Regions from separate parts of the Homo sapiens genome. Here region 2 is linked to region 1. A link is an interaction called in ENCODE POLR2A ChIA-PET data of the cell type or tissue named here. Cell type or tissue: MCF 10A. All regions are shown on one strand. Region 1 overlaps MIR99AHG (mir-99a-let-7c cluster host gene). Region 2 overlaps MIR99AHG (mir-99a-let-7c cluster host gene).

Region 1 (5,000 bases):
CAGTGTTTAATTACATTTATCCACATTTCCATCCCCCTTTCTTTTCTTTTCTTTTTTTCCTTTTGAACTTTTATTTTAGATTCAGGGAGTGCCTGTGCAGATTAGTCACATGGGTAGATTCTGTGTCTCTGGGGTTTGGTGGACAGATTACTTCCTCACCCAGGTAAGGAACATAGTCCTGATGGGCAGTTTTTTTTTTTTTAATTCTCACCTTCATCCCTTTTCTTGTGCTCCCTTTCCCTTTGCCTCTCTTGAGCTTCCGTTTGGGCTTCAGGATTACATTCATCCTTGCTACTGGTGGGGCACTGGTTCCAGGAACACCACTCCCCTCTCTCCCACGTGGATACCCAAATCCCAGCATAATCAAATCGTGTAGTTGAGGAACCCTGGAATATCGATAAGAGGAACAACTGTGTTTATTGCAAAAAAATCTGCCTATAAGTGGACCGCACAGTTCAAACTTCTGCTGTTGAAGAGTCGGCTGTATTTTTCTTATGCTTGAAGTCTATCATTCAGAATTTCCTTTAATAGAGGCTTGATGGTTGTAAAGTCTCTTGCTTTTTGTTTCTTTGAAAATGTCTCTTGCACCTTCATTCTTGAAAGCCTTTTTCATTAGATATAAAATTGTCAATTGAAATTTATTTTATTTTAGTACATTGAAAAAACATATCATATAAATAGATATATCTTTAAGATTTCCTCTTTGTAGTTTTCTGAATTTCACTATGATTTGTCAGCTTTTTATCTGCTTGGGTTTCATTAGGTTTTTGAATTTGTGGATTGATATATGTTTTAATTCTGGAGAATTCTCAGCCATTATCTACTTAAATATTGCTTATACATTGTTCTTTTTCTCTCTTTCTGAAAACTCCAATAAAATATATGTTAGATTTTATTATTGTATCCTTAATGTATCATCAAATCCTTTCCCCAACAGTTTTATATTTTTGTCTTTCTGAGCTTTATTCTTGATGTTCTTGATATTTTTTTTCTTAACTATTTTGCATTTCACAAAGTTTCTTCAATTGGATCCAATTTGTTCTCAAATCCATCCAGTTTCTTATTTTGGTTACCATGCTTTTCAGTTCTATACATTCTATTTGGTTCCTTTTCAAATACGCTGTGTCATTTGAAAATACTCTGTTACATTTTTCCAGCTTGGCTTTTATTTTCTTTTAAATTCTAAGTACGATTATTTTATAATTATTATATGATAATTCCAATATGTGAAGTGTCTTGAGTATGTTTCTGTTGGGTTTTATAAACGGTGCCTTTCTCTTGAGTACCTAGTTATCTTTGACTGTGGGCTAGACATTGTATTAGAGAAAACATTTTAGAAAAGTATTGAGGCCCAGTATAACATTATGTTTCTACACAGAGGATTTTGGTTTGCTTTTGCTACATGTCTAGAGGTGCTAGAAAACCTAGATGCCTGTGATTCCATTTCAAGGCTTCACATTTTCTAGGCCTTTATAATGCAAACTTGAGCTGTAAAGTACGCACATTGGGTAGTTTATTTCTGGTTCATTTGTCCTCTTAGGAAGCAATCCTTTGGAGTTGTAACCCTGGTATGCTTTAGAAGGAGTGCTTCTAAGCCCAATATAGCCAATCTTTGAGGATCATGGACACCACAGTTTGTATTTTGACCCCTGCAAGGCATTTTCACTACTCGTTTCTCAGCTTTTTCTTTATATTGGTAAGTAGCCTCAATGCAAAAGTAGCCTTAAGTACTGGGTGTGGTTTTATGAGTTCTCATCCTTTCCTGAATCTCATCCCATATTTCATCTTGAATTTATAAGTTATTTGATAAATTAAAAAAGAATTCTTTTTAATAGTTTATCAAGCTATTTTTAGTTGTTCTTAGCAGGAGGACTGATCTGAATAGCCTACCATCAGCAGAAGCTCCTGATACTCTCTTTTCAGTGTAATTTCACTTCAACAGAAGTTGTTGGAGTAACGAGGATATGGCACATCATCATTTTCCTTAGTCCCCATACACACCGGGAGATAGGCCTAATCTCACCAATGACAGTGAATTCAGAAAACACATTAACTTTGAAATCTATTCATTTAAGATCAAATGAAGGCTGTTAATAAGTAAGTATTCTGCTTACACCCAAAAAAGCACATTTTATGAGTTTTATGCGTAGTCTTTCTAGTGAACTATTTGGAGATTTTTTTCTTCTGTTTTTTCTTGTTCAATGCATACCACAAGGCCAGATAACTTATTATGGACAAATGCAGTTGAGTTTGAGCACATAATTAGAGTGACTGTTTAGCAATTTTAAATTGATATAAGACATTAGCAATTGGAAAGTAACTAGTGAAAATCTGTCTGACCATAAGGTGCATACAATGGCATTTAGCCTAAAGGCCATATTCTAAGTTACCCAAAATTAATTACGAACTTAATAGTATAACTATTAGTGCATTATACTAGTATAAAGAAAGTGATAAAATGTGTTATTAAATTATTTAGATTGTCATCAGTTTAAAATTATAAATAAAAGTAACAGTGGCATAGTATGTCCTCAGTTAACCAGAAAGCTTGGGTAAGCATATCAAATTACTGGTAATAAACTTTACTATATGTCTCAATCATATTTCTTTGTTCCTTCCTTGTCAAAAATGTAGATTATCTGTCTAACTGCTTGAAAGGAAAATTTTCTTAATATTTTCCCTTAGGACATTCCTGTTTTATTTTGTGTCTATTTTTTTTTTTAACACTCCATAATTTTTAAAGTAACCTGGCAGGAGCCCAAGTGCATGGAATGAAAAGTCATTCTTGGACCTATTCCATATTGCAACACCAGTCTCTTAAATCACTTTTATATGTAACATTTGTATTCTATTCAGCAAATGGTCATATTACTTACTATTCTGTTGAAACATTGCATAGGTATTTGCTTAAGACATGCATTACTCAGAGGATAATAAATTTCTTCTTGCTTAACATGTAGCACAATGCATCTAAATACTTGTATTTTTATTTCTCAAAGCTAAAGTCACTGTTTCTCTATCAGTTCTTTGCCTTCAAATACAAAAGAGGAAAATGTAATTAATGAACCAGTAATTTCGGAGTGATCATCTTTTCTCTTCCTTAGCTCACAGATATTTGCTGCTATCTGTTTTACGCTTTCACAATAACTTCCATTTGCATCACTCTTTACATGACTACATCTGAGAGAAGTGTACGGTAAGAGTTAGAAATATTACTCTTGTTTAGTAGTAGCAAAACTCAAGTGCAAGAAGCTGAGAGTCACATGGCCCTGTTCAGCTTCTGGTCCGGTACTCCCTCCAATAACCCTAGTTTGTCTTTTTCTCTTCATTTTTACTGATTTCTATCCCACCCGTGCATTTGTTTTGAGATTTCAGCTCTTGTGACATCATCTCTGCAAATTATGCATTGAGATTTTTGAGAGATTTCTTGAAATTTCTGTTTAATGAGTGGTGTTAATGTAACATATAGATTTTAATATCTGGAAAACTTCATTTTTTATCATCCACTACTTTCTCTTAATTAATTTAACATCATTTGCCTTTCTTACTGGTCATAGTATAATTCTGAGGTAATAAGGTGGCATTTTTAATTTAACTATTCATAGAACTTCTGGGAGAAATTTTATGTCTAGTTCAGAAGGCATGGCAGCATTTTAAATTTGATTGTGGAGTATTCTAACCAAATCTTCAAGAGCCGTAACTCGAGGTGAAACCTGCCAACAGTAAGTTCTTCTCGTAGCCCAAGGCTTGTTTGGTTTTGATTAGTTTTACTAGACTTCATTTGGTTTCAATTAAACCTTGAGACAGGCTAGTGACTTTCATGAAACGTGGGTTTCTCAAGTTAGAAAATAATTCTTTTGTGTGGACGAGTGTAACGTTTTCTTCACTGAAAGAAAATATCTACTCAAAGATAATTTTGGAAGATTTTATAATCACATTGCAAAGAGATTTTTATACATTGAACTGTCTCATATTATGTTTCTTAAAAATTATTATATTGTATTCTTAAATGGCAAAATGAAAATCACTCCATATGCTTCCAAAGCAATAATAAGAAATATTTAACTATATAAGTATAACAACATTTTATATTTAACTGCATATTGTTAATTTGATTTTAAAATAAGCAGCTATTCTGGGGAGTTCCAGAAATTTTTAAATTCATTTATTTTTCTAAAAGGCTTTCTTTTAGTATTACATTATCTTAGGTCGTGTTCAAATGAAATGATTTTCCTGAGTCGCAAGTCCTTTATTACTTAAAAACTGTAACAACATAACATCACTGGATATGAGTTGAAAATCGTGCATAGTATTTTTATGCAAAGGTAGAAGGAGAAGCATAAAGTTATAAACATATTGTATACCCTAAACAAAGAAAACTGTGGTCTGTAGTCCTCAGAGAAAAATCTCAGGTGTAAGTTCCTTTTGTATTCCAAATTTTTTTTGATCCTAAACAAAATCCTTTATTAATCCTTATTAAAAAAATTCCATGTTGGGTAATAAAGATAAATAGAAAACAAACTCAAAAGTAGTGTTTGAAGTGATAGAAGATGTACATTTCTCTTTCTGTGAATTCATAAACCCTGGCTTCAGATACTATTGATTTTTACCCAGAGGCATCATTAAATACCCCACCATCTGTTTAAGATTATGCCAAAAATATTGCAGTTATAAATATAGGGCACGTGTATAAAAATTAGATGTATCAAGTTAAGGATATTATCATAATGCTCTTCTATATTCTCAGCATGAAACAAAAATATTAATAAATATGTGAATATTCTGCTTGTAAATATGTCTGTAGAATTTAAAACTGATAAATAAATTTGTTCAGAAATGTAGAATTTAACATTTACCACTCGGAAAACAAGAGCAGATCACCTCTTGAATAAGTGTCTTCCAATTTTGTTTCTAACACAGCAAATATTTTATATTTACAATTTAAAAAATTGAATTCTCCAAGTATTATGTTCCAAGATTTAAATAAGATTAACGACCCC
Region 2 (5,000 bases), 63 kb after region 1:
GGCTGAGGCTGGAGAATCGCTTGAACCCAGGCGGTAGAGGTTTCAGTGAGCCGAGATCGCACCACTGCACTCCAGCCTGGGTGACAGAATGAGACTCTGTCTCAAAAAAAAAAAAAAAAAAAAAAAAAAAAAAAAAAAAAAAAAAAAAAAAAAGAAAGGAAGAAAAGAAAAGAAAAGAAAGAGAAAAAGAAAAACAATAAAAAACCCAAAAAACTAAATTAGATACATGAACAAAATATTGTGACCTCACATAACATTTAGCAAATCGCTCTGCTTGGCAGAGACTGGGATAATTTATTGAAGAGTGCTTGTGCAGCATCTTAGGAGATGAATTAGCATTTTAGAAAGAACTAAATGGGAGAAAGGCATTTTATGGCAAGGAACTGGCTCTGTGGAAGGCACACACATATTAAGGAGCACACGTTTCTTGAGCATGGCCAGATATTTAATGTGCCCAGAACATAGATTAAGAGTGGTAGGAGTGTGGGCTAATGAGACTATAAAGGTCAAATTATGATGAATATTATTATTATTATTATTATTATTTTTGCTGTGTTAAAAGTTTAGGTTTTTATTATTTTGGAAATGAGGGAAACTAAAGGTGTTGAGCAGAAAAATGGCATGTATTTTAGGAAGAAAATTCTGGCAATATTTTGATTATTGAGCTGCTGGAGAGAGGCTGGAAAACCAGGGAAGGGGCTTTGTAAGAAACCAGGTGAGCAGTAGATGACAATTACCTGAGTCAAAACAGTAGAGGCACTGGGACAAGATCAGAGAATGGAATCAAGAGATATTTCTGAAACCAAATTGGCAGAGGGATGAAATTTCTACCTTTTAGTGAAAGACAGTAAGTGCAATGCTAGCAGTCACAGAGAGCAACTGGATGCCAGGGGAGAGGGACTCAACTGGGTCTGGGCAGAAGCAGAGGAGGTGACATCTAAGATAAGTCTTAAAAGAGAGAAGAAACAAGCTACATGAAAAAGAAGAGAAGCCAGAAAAAGGAGAGAAAGCAGATTGTGGCTGCAGGGCTCTCCAAACACCAAAGACTCTCTAGTAAAAGGCATGGCCATGACAAACAGAGTGGCTGCTGGCTTTGCTTTAATTAGCATATAATTATTGGTGGAGAAAGTCTGGTGGGAGGTAAGGTGGGAAGGAACCAGTCACTGGAGGCTTCTGGTTAATGTCCCCATCCTTTCTTTCCCTAAACATCACTCTTACCCTGTGTAGCTGGGACTACAGGTGTGCACTATCACACCTTTGTAACTTTATTTTTTTGTAGAGATAGGATGTCACTATTGCCCAGGCTAGTCTTGAACTCCTGGGCTCAGGCAATCCTCTCTCCTCAGTGTCCCAAATTGCTGGTATTTCAGGTGTGAGCCACGTGCCCAGCCCCTTCTTAAATGTATACCAGTCTTTAGGCCTAAAACAATCTTTTATCAACTGCTAAGACTTCCTTCTTTTAAAGATATGATCAGAGCTTTTGTCTTTCACAGCAGGCATCCTAGTTTCATGTTTTCTTGGGAAATTTGTATAGATTCACACTCACTACAAATGTTATTTTCAGCTGTTTTATAGATGTATAATGCACCATTTATTCATTCAGTACATATTTAGCAAGTAAAAGGGAACAACCAAGATTCATTCTATGCCTTCTTTTGTTGGAATTCAAGCACACTAACAATGTGCTCTCTTGTTGGACAAGCATGAAAGAAAAAGATACCCTCCTTGTCAGGTCTTCATAGTTCTCTGTGCTTACAAGAATCCTGCAACATTTGACGATTTCTTCTCAAGCTTTCCTTCCTGAAAGGAAAAAGGGCAAGAAAAGAATAAACTTTGTAACATGTAATCTGTATAATATATTCCAAAATGCTTTAGCTCAGATATTTTGGATACCTTTCTGATCACATGCTATAGTTAGAATCAATTTTCTTTCTTAAAAGCTTGAAAGTTAATTAATTGAGCTATGACTTGGGGACAAAATGAAAACAATTCCCCCATCCAATTCAACAGAAAGTGGGATCTGTAAAAATAGCTCTTCTTGAAAATTTTAGAACTAGAATCATAGAACTTTATTTGCTTTTATATTCATTATCCCATAATATCCTCTTATAAATGGAAGTTTAGTTCTGATCATTTGGATATTAGCTCAGGGAGCTCAGGAAAGTAGTATGCTGCCGTTGATTAACTCTTCAGGATGCTCTAACTCAACAGGCAAAGTTTCAGTAACAGCATAGGCACCCACAGTTTTAGGTACTAGTGATTTAGGGCCAGTTGTTTAAGAGTATTAACTCAAATTCGGCAGCCCTGCTCCTGAGAGGCTTGCCTTCTTTGCCAACATCCTCTGATTCAGAATATCCTAATCTAAAGCCTGAAGACAGTCATAAGGAGGTGAATACGATCTTTACATGTACTATATTTTATTTTTGTAGAAGTTCCAGAGATAGTATTTTACCCATATACAAATTAGTGTCTTGGTATGGTAAGGATTTTTGGCACCAAAATCTCTAAGGGGATTTTTAGAACTAAGGAGGGCTAAAGGGAAAGATAATTTGAATAGGTTGGCCTTTCCACACTCCTTGAGTTGTGGCATGTGACATGCTTTTCACTATCTGCTGAAGGAAGCCCTGGTTTATCTCAGAAACATTCTTGTATAAGTGCCAAATACAGTCTTGTTTCTTGTTCTTGACTCTGCCACTCCATGTGGCTGTAATATGCTGGAGCACATTTGCCTAATGCCTCCGGTATCTTTTCCTTGGTTAAAATTGTTATTAATTCCACACTATCTTCCTAGGTCTGTCTCTGGGGCCCAAGCAGATTTGGTCACCCAACAGCTAGAGCAACCACTTGACTGGGTGAACTCTATTGGCAATGAGGCATATGGGGGCCAGGCAGTATCATCCACGATAGATGAAAGACAATCTGGGTATCAGGACCCCAGTTAAGCCCAGGCCTCACACACAAACGATCCTCCCTTGAGGAGCTCAATAGTTGCCCCTCAAATAGTTTCCCATAGGATTAGACTTCAGCTTTGACCTGTCACTATTGTAGACATGCTACCTGTGCTTACTTACTTACATTAATGTAGCAACACCAGTGAACACAAGAATCAATTATACATGTGCATTTCATAACACCCCTCCAGGAGCCATTCTTCCTCTTCCTTCCCAGCTCCCATTCTAATCATTTATTCATTTTTTAAAATTATGGGAGATCATCTAATATTCTCTCTCTCTCTCACCTTCATATTTACTTTCTTTATTTGTTTTAGTGGGTTTTTTTGTTGTTGTTGTTGTTTTAACAAGAGCTTTGAAAGGCAACACCCAGGCAGTATGCTTTATAGATTTATCAAAACAAAACTTGTTGAACTGGGTGCTCTTGACCACCCTGCTCTCTGATTCTCAACATGAGATTTCACCTGCACATTCTGATACCTTGCTGAGCTTTCACTTTTCATTAATGACCTAATTGTATAGTTTTCTCTGTGTTGGCATGCTTGTTCTCTTCCCTTTCCCTTTCTCCTTCCTTCCTCCTTTCCTTCTTTCCTTTCTTTCTTTCTTGCTTCCTTCCTTCCCTCCTTCCTTCTCTTTCTGCCTTTCTCTCTCCCTTTCTTTCTTTCTTCTTTTTCTTTCTTTCTTTTCTCTCTCTTTTTTTTTTAAAGCAACCTCACTCAACTCCCAGTTGCTCACCCATTTGGCTACATGTATCCTCGGCTGCAGTAAGATACTTTCTTGCTTCCCAATCCTTTGGGATCTGTACAGATAGGGAGAGTCTCAGACATGAGTTATTTTAGATTGTCTGAGAAGATCTAATTAAGGGTCAAAGTAGTAGATGTTGTGGGAGGGCATTTGTCACTGGATGAGATGACTGTCACCATATGCTCTCGAAGGAGAAAACAAAGGCTATAGACAGAGATGAACATGATTTTATAGATTTATTTTTAAAATCTTCCTGTGAATCTAAGCAACAGAGCAGAAGCAGTGAAATTGAAGGGAAGGGGGAAATTTCCATTCCTTAAAAAAGAAGAATCATTTCAAATTCTAACTAGATTTGGGAAAGTAAAATATTTGAAAAAATTAAGGGCTTTAAGATGTGTGATAAAGAGAATGCTGAAATTAATGATACAGCAAAGTTGGAATGTCTGCCTCTCCTTTGTTTAATGTTTTTCTTTTATTAAAAAAGATACTTATATGTTTTTTTAATTTAGAAAATATCAGAAAGTAAATCCAATATTCTACTATACAGAGATGATAGTTACTGTCAACATTTTGATACCTGATCTTTTAACTATATTGAAAAATACTCGTCTTACAAAATTGGAATCATACATTATCTGCAGTTTGTTTCTTTCCCCCTGCTTTTGCTTACCTAAAGTTTACATCTCATGACTCTTGAAAATACCATTTTTAACCAATATCTAATATATCATAAGAATTGATATACTCTATTTTCAGTTTTCCTGGCAGTTATAAACAATTTTGTACAAAAATGGTGCACACATTACACATACCCCTATCTCACTAATGAATTTCTTACAAAAGGGCCCTCAAAGTATCACTGAGAATCGTGCCCCATCTTAGAGCCTTTCACTGGTACGTCCCTCTCCACAAGTGCTTTTCTCCCATATATTACGTTAGACTCCCATATTACACTCAGATTATTGCTGAAATGTTACCACACCAGAAAGACATTTCCCTGAACCCGTATGTAAAATGTCGTATCTGCTGCCTCCGAAGTTATTTGTCTTATCCTGCGTTATTTTTGTCTTAACGTTCAGTAGTACTTAATATGTAATGTTTATTTGTCTACTTGTTATCTCTACCTCATAGAATCGAAGATAAACGAGGCAGAAATTTTGTTTTGTTAAATGCTTTATTCCTAGCATCTGAAACAGTGCCTGAGACATAGTACGTGATCAATAAATACTTATTTGTTCAACAAATAAATACATAAAAACAAAAAGTACAAAACTTTTGGTACATATAAATAAGTTGCCTTCCAGA

What was found. Peaks named below come from ENCODE experiments on the same cell type or tissue, not always from the same donor. Only the 100,000 strongest peaks of a DNase experiment are listed, where the experiment ranks them.
Region 2: POLR2A ChIA-PET joins it to region 1 with 5 read pairs; 5 of 35 experiments call an interaction of 5 or more read pairs at or near these places.

The regions. Positions count from the first base shown.
Region 1 is chr21:16,121,726-16,126,725 of GRCh38, forward strand. The region is part of intron 2 of MIR99AHG (mir-99a-let-7c cluster host gene); the gene reads left to right. Among named protein-coding and RNA genes, the nearest start is that of MIR99AHG, 54 kb to the left of the region's middle. In MCF 10A, no CTCF peak of the experiment used is centred here; a DNase peak (open chromatin) is centred at 2,796.
Region 2 is chr21:16,184,291-16,189,290 of GRCh38, forward strand. All of the region lies in intron 3 of MIR99AHG (mir-99a-let-7c cluster host gene), which reads left to right. Among named protein-coding and RNA genes, the nearest start is that of SNORD74B, 98 kb to the right of the region's middle. In MCF 10A, no CTCF peak of the experiment used is centred here; no DNase peak of the experiment used is centred here.